Linked DNA regions of Homo sapiens: region 1 is linked to region 2. Evidence: read pairs that join two places in POLR2A ChIA-PET (ENCODE). Cell type or tissue: Panc1. All regions are shown on one strand. Links, peaks and the distances in the headings refer to the core of each region. The heading gives the core; the rest is flanking DNA.

Region 1 (2,500 bases), core at 1-2,500, 82 kb after region 2:
TGGGAGGCCGATGCGGGCGGATTGCCTGAGCTCAGGGGTTCTAGACCTACCTGGGCAACAAGGTGAAACCCCATCTCTACTAAAATACAAAAAATTAGCCAGGCGTGGCAGTGTGCGCCTGTAGTTCCAGCTACTCGGGAGGCTGAGGCAGGAGAATTGCTTGAACCTGGGAGGCAGAGGTTGCAGTAAGCTGAGATCGTGCCACTGCACTCCAACCTGGGCAACAGAGAGAGACTCTGTCTCCAAATAAATAAATACATACATACATACATACATACATACATACACATACATGTATATATACATATACATATATGTATATGTAAAAGCCATTCTTAGCTTATGGGGCTGTACAAAAATAGACAGCAGGTCAGATTTGGCCTGTGGGCCATAGTTAGCCAGCCGCTGGTTCAAACCAATTACCCTTAATGTAATTACTGATATGGTTAGGTTTAAATCTACCAACCTGCTATTTGTCCCATCTGTTCTTTGTTCCCCTTTTCCTCTTTTTCTACCTTTAGGGGGTTACTGGGACTTTTCTTTTCTTTTCTTTTTGAGACAGGGTCTCACTCTGTCACCCACGCTGGAGTGCAGTGGCACGAACACGACTCCTGGGCTCAAGCCATCCTCCTGCCTCAGCCTCCTGTGTAGCTAGGACCATAGGTGCGCTCTACCATGCCCAGCTAATTTTTTAAATTTTTTGTAGAGACCGGATCTCACTTCATTGCCCAGGCTGGTCTCAAACTCCTGAGCTCAAGCAATTTGCCCACCTTGGCCTCCCAAAGTGATGGAATTACAGCGTGAGCCACTGTGCCTGGCCTGTTGGGATTTTCAAGATTCTGCTTATCTCTACTCTTGACTTGTTAACTGTACTTCTTTGTTTTATTTTTCTTAGTGGTTTTCTGGGTTTGCAATATGGATCTTTAATTTATTACAAAATACTTTTTTTTTTTTTTTTTGAGACGGAGTCTCGCTCTGTCCCCCAGGCTGGAGTGCAGTGGCGCGATCTCGGCTCACTGCAAGCTCCGCCTCCCGGGTTCATGCCATTCTTCTGCCTCAGCCTCCCGAGTAGCTGGGACCACAGGCGCCCGCTACCACGCCTGGCTAATTTTTTTGTATTTTTAGTAGAGACGGGGTTTCACCATGTTAGCCAGGATGGTCTCGATCTCCTGACCTCGTGATCCTCCTGCCTCGGCCTCCCAAAGTGCTGGGATTACAGGCGTAAACCACCGCACCCAGCCACAAAATACTTTCAAGTAACATTATACCATTTCACGTAAGATATAAGACCTTGACAACATGATATGTTCCTCTCACCCTCCCGTCCTTTGAGCTCTGCATATCTTATGAACCCCACAATACATTAGGGGTGTGTGTGTGTGTGTGTGTGTGTGTTAGATAGTAAATGCTGGGTGTGGTGCTCACGCCTGTAATCCCAACACTTTGGGAGGCCGAGGCTGGAGGATTCCTTGAACCCAGGCGTCCAACACCAGCCTGGCCAACATAGCGAGACCTCATCTCTACAAAAACTAAGAAACATTAGCCAGGCATGGTGATGCATGCCTGTGGTCCCAGCTCCGTGGGAGGCTGAGGTGGGAGAATTGCTTGGGTCCAGGAGGTTGAGGCTGCAGTGAGCTGTGTTCACGCCTCTCCACCCTAGAGCAGGACCCTGTCTCAAAAACAAAACCAAACCACTAAATGCTTCGTAAGGAAATTTGAAAGTGAGGAATATATCTTTTCTATTTACCCACAAATCTACCATTTGAAGAGGGTGCCCTTCACCCCTTCTGGTACATCCACGTTTCTATCTGGTGTTGTGTTTCTTTTACCTGCAGAACTTCCTTTAATATTTCTTGCTGTGCGGGTCTGCTGGCAATTAATTCTCCCAGCTTTGGTTTTGTATGAAAAATGTGTTAGTGTGTCTTCTTTGAGGGATATTTTTGCCTGCTGTGGAATTCTAGGTTGACAGTTTGTTTTGATTTTTCTTTCAGCATGTTGCATCATCTTTGGGCTTGCACACTCTCTGACAAGAAGTCGACTGGCACTGTTATCTTTGATTCTCTGAATGTAATATGTTTCCCCCCTTCTAGCTGCTTTTAAGATGTTTCTCTTTATTGCTGGTTTTCAGCAATTGATTATAATGTGTCTTGGTGCGTTTTATAAATATGTGTGTTTAGCCTACCTGGGGTTTATGGAGCTTACATCTGCAAGTTTATGGTTTTCATCAAATTTGAAAAGTTGTAGGCCATTACTTCATCAGACTTTTTTTTGGTTATCCCTTTCTCTCCTCTCTTTCTGGAACTCCAGTCACATAGGTAAAGCCACTTATTTCTCAGGCCATTGAGGCTCTGTGCTCATTTTCATCACTTTTTCCTTTCTGTGCTTTATTTTGGATAGATTCTATTGCAGTTCTTCAAATTCTCTAATCTTTTTTTTTTTTTTTTTGAGATGGAGTTCCACTCTTGTTGCCCAGGCTGGAGTGCAGTGGCGTGATCTCAGC
Region 2 (12,507 bases), core at 3,782-6,281:
TACAAGCATGCGCCACCACACCCAGCTAATTTTTGTATTTTTAATAGAGATGGGGTTTCACCATGTTGGCCAGGCTGGTCTCGAACTCCTGACTTCAGGTGATCCACCTGCCTCGGCCTCCTAAAGTGCTCGGATTACAGGCATGAGCCACTGTGCCTGGCTGCCTATGTAGGTTTTCTGAAAACTGAAACAGGCACGGTGGTGCATGCCTATAGTCTCAGCTACTTGTGAGCCTGAGGCAAGAGGATCACTTGAGCCCAGGAGTTTGAGGCCAGCCTGGGCAACATAGCAAGACTGGTCTCTAAAACAACAACAACAACAAAACCTGAGAGGGGTGAGAGTGGGTGGATGATGAGAAATTACTTAATGGGTACAATGTACACTGTTTGGGTGATGGATACACTAAAAGCCTACGCTTCATCACTACACAATACATTTGTGTAACAAAATTGCACTTGTATCTTTTAACATTTTGTTTTTTGTTTGAGACAGGGTCTTACTCTGTCACCCAGGCTGGAGTGCAGTGGTGTGATCACAGCTTACTGCAGCCTCAGCCTCCTGGGCTCAAGTGAAGCAGTCCCCAGCCCTCCTGAGTTGCTGGTACTACAGTCACGCCCCACATGCTTGGTTAATTTTTAAAATTTTTGTAGAGATAGGGTTTCGCCATGTTGCCCAGGCTAGTCTCAAATTCCTGTGCTCAAGCGATCCTCCCACTTTGGCTTCCTAAAGTATTGGGATTACAGGTGTGAGCCATTGCACTCGGCTGTCCTTAAATTTATACCAAAAAAAAAAAAAAAGGCAGGGCGCAGTGGTCACCCCTGTAATCCCAGCACTTTGGGAGGCCAAAGCGGGTGGATCACCTGAGGTCGGGAGTTCGAGACCAGCCTGACCAACATGAAGAAACCCCATCTCTACTAAAAATACAAAATTAGCCGGGTGTGGTGGCGTATGCCTATAATCCCAGCTACTCGGGAGGCTGAGGCAGGAGTATCACTTGAACCCAGGAGGCAGAGGTTATGGTGAGCCAAGATCGCACCATTGCATTCCAGCCTAGGCAACAAGGGTGAAACTCCATCTCAAAAAAAAAAAAAAAAAAAAAACTGAAAAATTCCTAAACATCTGCCCCAGCATTTTGGAGAATAATGGATAAAGGACCTGAGCGACAAACATCCCTGTACCCACCACCTGCTTCATATCCTTTATTGTTAGGGCAATGAAGAATCCCAGATAGAGCTGTTGCTTTTTTGTAAATCTCTCTAATTGCCCTCCCAGTCCTTTTTTTTTTTTCTTAACTTTTACTTTATTTGCAATCTACTCATTGCTTAGGACTTAATTTCTTAAGAGCTGTTTTAGATTCACAGCAAAACTGAGTGGAAGATATAGAGATATCCCATCTATCTCTGCCCCTACACATGCACAGCTTCCTGCATCATCTACATCCCCAACCAGAGTGGTACAAGCGTAACAGGTGATGAACCTACATTGACACATCACTATTACCCAAAGTTCATAGCTGACATTAGGGTTCACTCTTGGCATTGTACAGTCCATGGGTCTGCACGACCTACTCATTTTTAACCCGATTCTCTCAACAGCCCCACTGGGTAGACAGAACAGCAGTGATTGTTCCCATCCTGCAGAGGGGGAAAGTGAGGCCTGGGCTAAGCAGTGATTTGGTGGCAGGGCCAGTCCCTGATTCCCAGGTTGAGATGAGGATGAACCACTGCCTCCAGCTCCAGGGAAAGAGCCCTGGCACAAAAAGCTGGCTGCTCCTTCTGGGAGTTCGCAGGCGTGAAGGGACAGTGCAGAGAGTCCCAGGCAATGAGGAAACCCATGTAGGGCAGCAGAGTCGGACCTTTAAAGGGATTAACAGTGCATGTGGAGGGACCTTTAAAGGGATTGACGGTGCTTGTGGAGGAAGGCGGGGGGAGTCTGCAGGCGGCGGATGGAACGCAGGGGCGAAGAGGGCGGGAGGGGGACTGTGCACCCATCGCTGAGCCCCATCCTGGTCCTCCGCCCTGCATCCCACCCACCTGCCCACCCCACCAGGCCGTGACCCGCCCTACGCTGCCCGACCCGCACCTCTCGCACCCGCAGCCCCCCAAATGCTTGGAGCCACCATCCCACCCCGAGGAGCCCAGTGATCTGGAGGAGCTGGAGCAATTCGCCCGCACCTTCAAGCAACGCCGCATCAAGCTGGGCTTCACGCAGGTCTGGAGGCACCTTGCAGGCTGGGCGGTGGGCGTGGGGGCGTGGCCAGTTGATAGATGCCGCGAGGGGCGTGGCCAGTGGGCGGGCGGAGCGGGCCCAGTGCCGGAAGGCCCCACCCTGACTTCGGGCCCTTCCCCGCCCCACTGGCCCAGGGTGATGTGGGCCTGGCCATGGGCAAGCTCTACGGCAACGACTTCAGCCAGACGACCATTTCCCGCTTCGAGGCCCTCAACCTGAGCTTCAAGAACATGTGCAAACTCAAGCCCCTCCTGGAGAAGTGGCTCAACGATGCAGGTGGGACCAGGCTGGGGTTCCCGCGTAGGGGGCGGGCAGTGGCCGCTGGCCGCGGGAGGCCCCTTCTCATGCTCACGTCTCCCCCGGCGCACAGAGACTATGTCTGTGGACTCAAGCCTGCCCAGCCCCAACCAGCTGAGCAGCCCCAGCCTGGGTTTCGACGGCCTGCCCGGCCGGAGACGCAAGAAGAGGACCAGCATCGAGACAAACGTCCGCTTCGCCTTAGAGAAGAGTTTTCTAGCGGTGAGGCCCCCCTCTCCTGGGTGGCCCTCACCTGAGGGGTGGCGGGCGGTGGGCCTCGGGCTAACGAGCCCTCTGCCTGCAGAACCAGAAGCCTACCTCAGAGGAGATCCTGCTGATCGCCGAGCAGCTGCACATGGAGAAGGAAGTGATCCGCGTCTGGTTCTGCAACCGGCGCCAGAAGGAGAAACGCATCAACCCCTGCAGTGCGGCCCCCATGCTGCCCAGCCCAGGGAAGCCGGCCAGCTACAGCCCCCATATGGTACCAAGAGCCCGCCTGGGGGGTGGGGAGACCACAGAGCTCCGCAGGCACCTGTGTGAAGCCCACCCTACCTGGTTGTCCACAGAGCCTAGAACAGAGACAAGAAGAGTCACTCTTGGAGACAGGCCATCACGTAGATGGGCACAGTTACACAGGGACGGTTTCCAGGGAACTGTGGTCTTACATGGGGGATACAAGCACCCCTAGATACACACCGACATAGCCAGACACAGAGTTATCACAGTGCCATAGCCACACAGGAAGGGATATATGTCCAGGGACGTGGTCCAGGTTAGAACACACAGGCTCACAACCACACAGAGGCAGGGAGAGGCACTTATTTGCCGTTCGGGGAAATTGTCACACCCATGGGTGTACTCTCAGGTCCACAGCTATACACAGGCCCACTTGATATCAGACACAGCTGGGACATCCTTTATCCCATCCTTTTATTTCCATTTCTGGGAAGAGCTGTGATGCTCCAGAGAGGAGCCCCTGCCCCCATCGGTGTGAAGGAGGCACTGTCTGAACTGAGTTCTAAAGGACAAGGGAGAGTTAGCCAGCCACAAGAAGGCAAAGAGCCTTCCTGGACCAGTGTGTACTAAGGCCTAGAAGCCAGGGTGTGCCCAGCCCAATTTGAGAAACTCCAGTGCAATTTAGTGTGGTTGGTGCTGCAGTTTATATGAATGAGGTTGGGGAAGGAGTGGGGGCATGTACCCCAAGTTTTACAGTGAAGAGCTGGAACTTGAACCATGGGCAGTGAGGAGGTAAGGAGTGGTTTTGAGCTGGGGAAGGAGAGAGTCACATTTAGTGAGGTTTCTGGGGCTGATGCAAAGGTGAGACTGGAGGTGGGGTGGCCAAGAAGGAAGCTGATGGTCCCAGAAAATCAAGTAATATGACATCTCAACACCCCGATGCAAAGATATGCATCCATTTAGCCTCGCACTTTAGATCTGCTCTTTCCCTGCCTGGGTCACTTTGAACAGTCTCTCCTGCATTGCTTGCCAACCCCACTGGTAAAAGGGTGGTGTTTGCTTGTCCAGGGAAAAGAGTTTTAGTTTTGCAGAACCAACAATATCAGGAGCATGTGGAGCAGCCACTCTTCCGGTGCAGTCACTTCAGACAGGACACAACCCTGCAAAGACTAGCCAGATGGGGCGGTGTCAGAAGAGAGGTGGGGAGTGTTCTCAATGGAGAATTAGCCCTTCCTGCTTGTGGCTCAGGATCAGCTAGGGCAAGTGTGAAGAAAGCATGTGGAATAATACAAATGCAGCATTGTGCCAAAGCCCCCTGCCCCCATCCTGGGACGGAGGAGTGGGGTCCTACAGGGAGCATCACGGGGGCTGCTGGCAGACAGTGGCTAACCACACCTCCTTTCTTCTCTCCTCAGGTCACACCCCAAGGGGGCGCGGGGACCTTACCGTTGTCCCAAGCTTCCAGCAGTCTGAGCACAACAGGTCAGGGAGGGCAGAAAATGGTGAGGGGGGACTGGGAGGATGTGGCACAGGCTGGAGCCTGAGGTTCCCAAGTGGCTCTGGGTGTCCATGGGCCTCAAGACTGGGCCTGGGGAGTGTGGGTGGGGGAATGGGAGAGACAGTGGGAAGAGGGTAGGACTCACCCCTCCTCTGCAGGAGCAACTCAGCTTTAATCTGCTTCACGATTTCATATGAGAAAAGCATGGGCCTGGTAAAAGGTGAGGCACTTGAGTTTTGTGCCTGGCCTCTGTCATTTTTAAGCTGTGTGAATTCAAGCACTTATTTTATCCTTCTAAGCCTCAGTTTTTATTAAATTATTATGAATGTGTAAAACATAAAAAGATATAAATACATGTATGTAAGAGTGTATGTGTATGTACATATACACACATACATGCATACATACATAGTCTTGTATCCAGAGTTCCCCTCCCTCTTCCTGGGACACGGTAGGTTTATATGTATGGTTATACACCATATATATAATAATAATATAAAATTCGCTGGGTGTGGTGGCTTATGCCTATAATCCCTGCTCTTTGGGAGGCCAAGGCATGTGGATCACCTGAGGTCAGGAGTTCGAGACCAGCCTGGCCAACATGGTAAGCCCTGTCTCTACTAAAAATACAAAAATTAGCTGGGCGTGGTGGCGTGTGTCTGTAATCCCAGCTACTCGGGAGGCTGAGGCAGGAGAATCACTTGAATCCGGGAGGAGGAGGTTGCAGTGAACTGAGATCACACCACTGCACTCTAGCCTGGTGACAGAGTGAGATTCCATCTCAAAAAAAAAAAAAAAAAAAATATATATATATATATATATATACACACACACATAATATATATATGCATAATATATATACACATAATATATATACACATAAAACAACACGTTGCCCCTCCCCAGGCTAGAAAATAGTAAGTGGAGATTTATAAAGTAGTAAGTGCTTGCCTGGCACTGTACTAAACTCTTTCTAAACTGCATTGACTGACTTAATTCTCAAACTCATTTTATGAGATAGGGTCTATTATTATCCCCATTTTCCAGACAAGGGATCTGAAGGTCAGAGAGGTTAAGGCACTCACCCAAGGGCACCACTGGGATGAGACAGAGCCAGGAGTTTCTACCCCAGCAGTCTGGCTGAGTCTGGGCCCTCAGCCCCTGCCAGGTTGCCCATCCCTCAGATGTGGCAGTGTGCCTGGCACCCTTCGCCCCTCCCCAGCCCCTAGAGGGAGCCATAGGGCTTTGTCTCCTGGGCACCCCCGTTTCTAGTCGGTAAAAAAGTGGTTCAGGGCAGGGAGTGTAGAGTGCCAGGGCTCAGCAGGAAGCACCTGCTCTGACTTCCATTGTTATGACAGGGGTCACCATGGCAGAGGCACAGGGAAATGACTCTGGGAAGAGAGGGCAGGGAGGTCTAAGGCTGTTCTGACTGAGGAGATGCTGCGTGAGCTGGGCGGGAGGACAAGTAGGAGCTGACCCCAGGTTCCTCAGTGGGGGACGAGTGGAAGCTGAAGACCCCATCTTTCTGTCTCTCTCTGGCAGTTACTACCTTATCCTCAGCTGTGGGGACGCTCCACCCCAGCCGGACAGCTGGAGGGGGTGGGGGCGGGGGCGGGGCTGCGCCCCCCCTCAATTCCATCCCCTCTGTCACTCCCCCACCCCCGGCCACCACCAACAGCACAAACCCCAGCCCTCAAGGCAGCCACTCGGCTATCGGCTTGTCAGGCCTGAACCCCAGCACGGGGTAAGTGGGTGCACGTGGGAAGCTGTGGGGAGAAGCAGGGTCGCTGCTGCTTCTAGGGTGGGGAGCGGCACCCCAGTTATGTTGGCAGGTCCCTGCCCCTGCTAATGCCTCTGCTTTGCCTCTTGCAGAAGCACAATGGTGGGGTTGAGCTCCGGGCTGAGTCCAGCCCTCATGAGCAACAACCCTTTGGCCACTATCCAAGGTGCGTGCTGCCTCATGTCACACCCATCGTCACCAGCCCTATCCTCTGGGGCCTCGAGCCCTGCCATTGCTGCTCCAGCCATGCCATCCTGCCCCTGCTCACTGCATTGCTTGCCTCTTCATACCCATCTCACCTTTGGGGAAGGTGTGAGGGGTGCTGATGGGGGTCAGTGGGACCGATGGGGAGATGGGGGGCACTCTGGGCAGGATGCTGGAAGGCAAAGGTCTCCCCTGGCCCGGCATGCCCTTAGCCCAGCCTCTCTCTCTCCCCGCCAGCCCTGGCCTCTGGTGGAACCCTGCCCCTTACCAGCCTTGATGGCAGCGGGAATCTGGTGCTGGGGGCAGCCGGTGCAGCCCCGGGGAGCCCTGGCCTGGTGACCTCGCCGCTCTTCTTGAATCATGCTGGGCTGCCCCTGCTCAGCACCCCGCCTGGTGTGGGCCTGGTCTCAGCAGCGGCTGCGGCTGTGGCAGCCTCCATCTCCAGCAAGTCTCCTGGCCTCTCCTCCTCATCCTCTTCATCCTCATCCTCCTCCTCCTCCACTTGCAGCGAGACGGCAGCACAGACCCCTGGAGGTCCAGGGGGGCCCGAGGCAGGGTCCAAACCTGAGTGAGGGCCAGCCATGCCTCCCCTCCCATTCCTCTGGTCCCTGCCTTGGTCCCTTGCCTGGGAAGAGGGCGAGGAGGCCAGTGGTGGGGACGCAGAGGGTCCTCAGAGCAGGAGTGACAAGGGAGGAAAGACCAAAAAAACAACCAACCAAAAAAAAAAAAAAAAAGGAAAGAAACTAACCAACAAAAGAGAAAACCAAAAATAATCACAACAGAAACCAGCTGCCCCAAAGGAACCAGAGGTGAAAAACAAACAAAAAAAAACCAAAAACAAACCAAAAAAAAAAAAAACCCACAAAATCAAACAAACCAAAAAACCAGTCGCGAGCCAGACCTCAGCGTGCTCACCCTCACTGCTACGACGCCAAATAAAAACCCCAGCCAGGGGCGGAGAAGCCTCCAGCAGGTCAGACCTCATGCCACCGAGCCCTGGCTGTGGGACCAACCCCCAACCCTGCCTCCCCCGTGGGGGCTACAGAAGGAAAAAGAGAAGATGCCAGCTTCCTAATCCCAGCCCCCAGCCCTGGGCCAGCGAAGACAGGGCACAGCCTGGGCAGATGGGCTGGGGCTTAGCACCACCCACCAAATGTTCTTTTCCAGAAGGTGAAAGAGAAAGGGCCTGAACAACCTTACACCAAATATTCAGTAGCTTCATCCAAAGGATGTACAGAATTTTTAGCATTGTGCTCAACAGAATGTGTCCCTACCATGTGTCCCCTTCTCCCCTGGCCCCCAGCTCTCCCCACCTGGGCAGGGGGTCTTGCTTTAACCTCCTCCCTCCCCCCAGCAGGGGAGAGTTCAAGGGAAGGCCTGCGGACAACTTTTCATCCCCTGTTCCTCCCTCTTTTCCCCTTTGAAGGGTGGGCTAGGCCATTTTGCCAAGTTCTAGCTCTCACAAGTCCCTCCTCAACCCTGTCACCCTCCTCTGCTCTGGAACTGACTCCCTCCCCAGCCTATGGGAAGGTGGAAATTTCAGGCAAGAGGGGATGAAGACATTCAGTTGAGGGCATTCAGTTGTCTTTTTCCATCCTGTCTGTTTCCCTGAAAAAAAAAAAAATTCATATTCCAGTGCCTATCCGTGGGATCCTTCACGTTCTTTGACATTAACCAGAAACCAAAAAGAGAACTCACCTCGCTTTTCCCACCCTGTGCCCCTCTGGTACTGGCGAATGCCTCTCCCTCCCCCCACATGCACGCACGCACACACCCCAGTGGTGGGGTTCCTCGAGATGGCATCCCCATCAGGGTCCATGTGGTGGGGACAGTGCCACAGCCTGTGGTCCCCATCTGAGAGGGCGCGGTGGTGGCCACCACTCCCACAAGACCTCCACAACTCTTGGCTGGACCCTGTGTTTGACCAGCCCCGGACACGTCTCCACTGACGACGGACAGAGGAGAGACACCACTGGGAGCCACCCTGCCCTCCTGCTATTGTGGAGGCCAACAAAGTTTTGAACCGAAAACCAAAAAAACAGAAACAAACAAACAATAAATTTAAACTAGAAAAAAAATTTATATATATATATAAACATATATATATATATATATATAAAAGGGAAAGAAGATGAGGACTCTTCAAGAATAAGATGGAACCGCGAGGCGGAGCCAAGCCCCTGCACCGGTGGTCCAGGCCCTTGTTCCCCAAGGCGGATGGAAGGACGGATGCTTCTTTCTCTTCACAAATACCTCATGGACGTTGTCTTTGGGAAAGCCGGAGGGGGCGGCTGGGGCAGGGCCTGTCCCTCGGCCAGGGCAGATGGAAGCGGGTGGGCGGGGCTGAGAGAGGGTATCAGGGACAGGGGTGAAGAGCCCCAAACTCCCCTCCCAAATCAACTGAAAAAGCTTTAAAAAAAGACAGGAAAAAAAGGAGTAAGAAAGCAAAAAGAACAGATGAAGGAAAACTTAACAACTTTTGGGTGGTTTGATTCCTCCTTTGATTTCTTTTTCGGTTCTCTTTTGTCTGACCTCTCTCCTCCCCTCCTTCCTCTCTCCTCCCCTCCTTCCTCTCTCCTCTCCTCCTTCCTGTCTCCTCTCTCTCCCTTTGCTCTCCTCTCTTCTCTCTCAATCTTGTTCTTTCTGTGTCTCTCCTCAAACCAAAGTGTTGCAGTGAAGGACACGAGCCATTGAAATCAGGGTGGGGCCTGACAGCCGTAGTGTGGCCCCTGCCCCTTGTTGGGCAGGAGCAGAGAGAGAGGAGAGCCCTGAGACCGCAGGGCTTTGGCCTGGGCAGCTTCCACTTTCTGCCGGACACTCTGAGGAGAGGCAGATGGAGCTCCAGGCCTCAGCGTTCTCTTTTTTCCTTGTCTCCCTTCTCCCACCCGGGAAATGAAACTGTTGGGCTGGGCGACGGAGGCAGCAGAGACTCGGCCATTGCAGGGGCCTCTGGGTGCCTTGTCCGGGCAGTGGTGAAGTAGCCGCCCCTCCCACCCCGGCACGATGGGGCCTGGCACCTCGTCTACCCAACCTCACCGGAATGTAAGCATCTCCGCTGAACGACTCCCTGCCCTTACCCTACCTCTGAGTTTGTCCATGTTTATTTCCTGAAGAGAGAAGGGACTGGCAAGAGGGCTTGGGCCCCAGCCCAAGGGTGGAGAGGGGGCCAAGGGCTCCTGACCAAATAGGAAGGACATTTGAGCAGAGCAAAATGAAAGGAATTACAACCAAAAACCCCCTCCGAGAAGACAGGCAGCATGGAAGGCATGGTGGAGATGACTCAAACAAAAACTATGATTCTAGACCAAAAAGGAAAAAAAAAAAAAAAAAAGGAAAGAAAATCCAGGACTCACCACCACCCACTTCATCCTGCTTCCTCCCCATCAAGTCCCACCACCTGGGACCTCTCCCCACCCCAGTATGTGGGAGTGGGGTAAAGAGGAGAGGAGGAGCAGGGGGCAGGGATGGGGCAGATGCCCTGATGTTGGTGGAGGGACCCCTGTGCAGCCGGGGGTGCTGGGGACCCTCCCCATCCAACCCTCACACCTAGGAAAAGAAAAACAAGAAAAAAAAATTCCTGGGAGGGGGAAAAATAACCAAATCCCAAGCTTTAACTACAGCTGTGAAACCAAATATTGGGAAGGGGGTAGGAGGGAGGGAGGGGCAGGTGAGCCCCAGGTCTCCCCCTGGGCCCCCCTCCCCTGAGGACTCGAGATAAGGCACCAAATACCTCATAGAACTTTAATGTTAAAAAAAGGAAACCAAATATCGTTGGCTGGGGGCCAGCCAGGGCAAGGGGCTGGGGGGCTGGAGGGAGCCAGGGTTGGGAAGGTGATGGGGGAATTCATGCCCCCCACCCCCATCTGCCCCTTACACTCTGGTCCCCCGTCTCGACTCCGGGAAACAAAACTATCTCATCGTTTTTATTTTGTGGTCTGTACAGAGCCTGTGTCCGTGTGTCTGTGTATGAGCGAGAGAGTTGGAGGGCTGGGGAGCTTTATGTGGGGGATGGGGAGGGCAACCCCAGGCTAGGCTATGGGCTAGGTTAGATGTCCGAGGTTGGGGGCCAAGGGCCTGGGCTAGAAAGAGAGGAGAGATGAGTGGGTTGGAGCAGTGGGGAGCCCTCTGAATTTCTCTTCTCCCCAACCCTGACCTCCTACTTAAGGGAGGGACAGAGACTGGGTCTACCCTAATGGTGGGCCTTTTCATTGTGCCAAAAAAAAAAAAAAAAAAATTGATGCCAGTAACTAAACCACCTCTCTCTGTTCTCTTCTGGGGGGTGGGGTGGGTGTGTGTGTGGGGGTGGGTAGGGATGGGGAACCCAAGCCCCAGTAGGAGTTGGGGCTGAGATCAGGAGGAGGGGAAGGATATGAGTTTTCCATCCATCTCCCTGGAGAAGGCCATGACGGGCTCTCCAAGCCCTGGGGAGATCTGGCGAGGGACTAGCCAAGTCAGGGTGACCTCTTGACCTGACTAGTTTTTCTAACCCACATGAACACCAGGGTGCCTCTCTCTTCCTCTAGCCCAGGGTAGGGGGACCTGAGTGAGAGAGAGAGTGAGACAGACAGCAAGATTGAGACACGCGGGCCCCCACTGGTCTCTGAGTGGGAAAGGCAAGTGCGAGAGATAAAGGCCTCCAAGAGAAAAAAGAAACAAACCAAAGATTTAACCATTTAAAAAAAAAAAAAAACCCACAGACAACTCCGCTACCTTTTTATATGTTGGAAAAAAAGTGAAAAAAAATTAAAAATAAAAATAAAAAAAAATACACAAAAACTCCAAGCCGCAAGTCCTTCATGCGGTTTAAACTTTGACCTCAGCAGTCTCCAAAGCAAGACGACGATGACAAAGGCGGAAACAAAGAAAAAATAATGTATATTTTTAAGTATTTGTCCTTGAATTGTTAGCTCCTTGTTAAACAAACAAAAGGAGAGAAAAATCCAGAGAGAAGTGTTGCTGGGATGGAGACAACTATTTACTATGTCTGTGACCCCTCCCTTCTGCCTCCCTCCCCTTCCTCTCTTTCCTGTCCTCTATCCTTGCTGCCCCTCCCCCAATATGTCCCCCAAACCCAGGGGCTCAGTATTTATTTATTTATATAATTGCAGGGTGACTGGGGGCCTCTCTCGGCAACTCGTAGAGAGCCTTTGGATAATGGCAGGGTGGGGAATGGGCGAGGAGTCTTTGGGAAGAGCAGGGGCCTGAACTTTCAACTCCTTTCTGGCCTCTTGTCCCACTGCTTCCACCATCACCTTCCAAATCCAGGGCTGCACTAGGGCAAGGTGACCACCCTACTTGGTAAAGACCTGATTGGCGCAGCCCATTCTGGTGTGGGTGTCTTTCACCACCCAGAATGACCAGGTTGGAATGGGGGTGGGTGAAGTTGGAGGGGGTGGCAAGTACAAGGCAAGGGTGCCCAGGAACCGGCATCCAGAAATCAGCCCTGGAGTAGACCTGCCTTTCCTCCATCCTTACCAAGTTAGCCTCCCTTTCAGTTCCGTCTGACCCCTGTGTTGGTAGCCCCTTCCTTCCCTTCCTGTACCCCCTCCGTCTCTTCTCGTGGTAGCGGGTTAGTGTTTCAGTGTTCTTAACTCCAATCTGCTTGTTCATTGTACAATGTGCTTCTTTTAAGGCCCCATTTTTGTAACTTGAGTGTGTCATTCATCTGAACAACAAACATCAAAAAATAAAAAATTAAAAACTGTACAGAGAGAAATGATGCCTACTCTCCCTTGGTCTCCTCTCTGTCCTGGGAAGAGTGGTGAAGAAATCAGGGTGTGGGGTTGGAGATCTGTATGCTGGGGAGGGGAGGGTTTTACTTCTGTTCCAATAGTGAATGTTCACAGTCTGGGCAACATAGAACTCTTCTCTAAAAAAGCCCCAAAAACTCAACTCGGCATGGTGGCATGTGCCTGTTGTCTAGTCCTAGCTACTTGGGAGACTGAGGTGGAAGGATTGCTTGAGCCCGGGATGTCAAGGCCGCAGTGAACCGTAATCGTGCCACTGCACTCCAGTCTGGGTAACAGAGAGAGACCTTGTCTAA

Evidence for each region. Peaks named below come from ENCODE experiments on the same cell type or tissue, not always from the same donor. Only the 100,000 strongest peaks of a DNase experiment are listed, where the experiment ranks them.
Region 1: POLR2A ChIA-PET joins it to region 2 with 10 read pairs; 3 of 35 experiments call an interaction of 5 or more read pairs at or near these places.

What each region holds. Positions count from the first base shown.
Region 1 is chr19:42,010,012-42,012,511 of GRCh38, reverse strand. All of the region lies in intron 15 of GRIK5 (glutamate ionotropic receptor kainate type subunit 5), which reads left to right. Among named protein-coding and RNA genes, the nearest start is that of ATP1A3, 17 kb to the right of the region's middle. In Panc1, for the core only: no CTCF peak of the experiment used is centred there; no DNase peak of the experiment used is centred there; H3K27ac peaks cover 1,198 bases.
Region 2 is chr19:42,085,786-42,098,292 of GRCh38, reverse strand. POU2F2 (POU class 2 homeobox 2) reads left to right here. Exons shown (of 15, transcript NM_001394376.1): 8 at 2,050-2,211; 9 at 2,364-2,505; 10 at 2,600-2,748; 11 at 2,831-3,007; 12 at 4,398-4,464; 13 at 6,023-6,224; 14 at 6,353-6,426; 15 at 6,702-12,183. The coding sequence ends at 7,036. Among named protein-coding and RNA genes, the nearest start is that of ZNF574, 16 kb to the right of the region's middle. In Panc1, for the core only: CTCF peaks have their summits at 5,506 and 5,709 (motif pointing right); no DNase peak of the experiment used is centred there.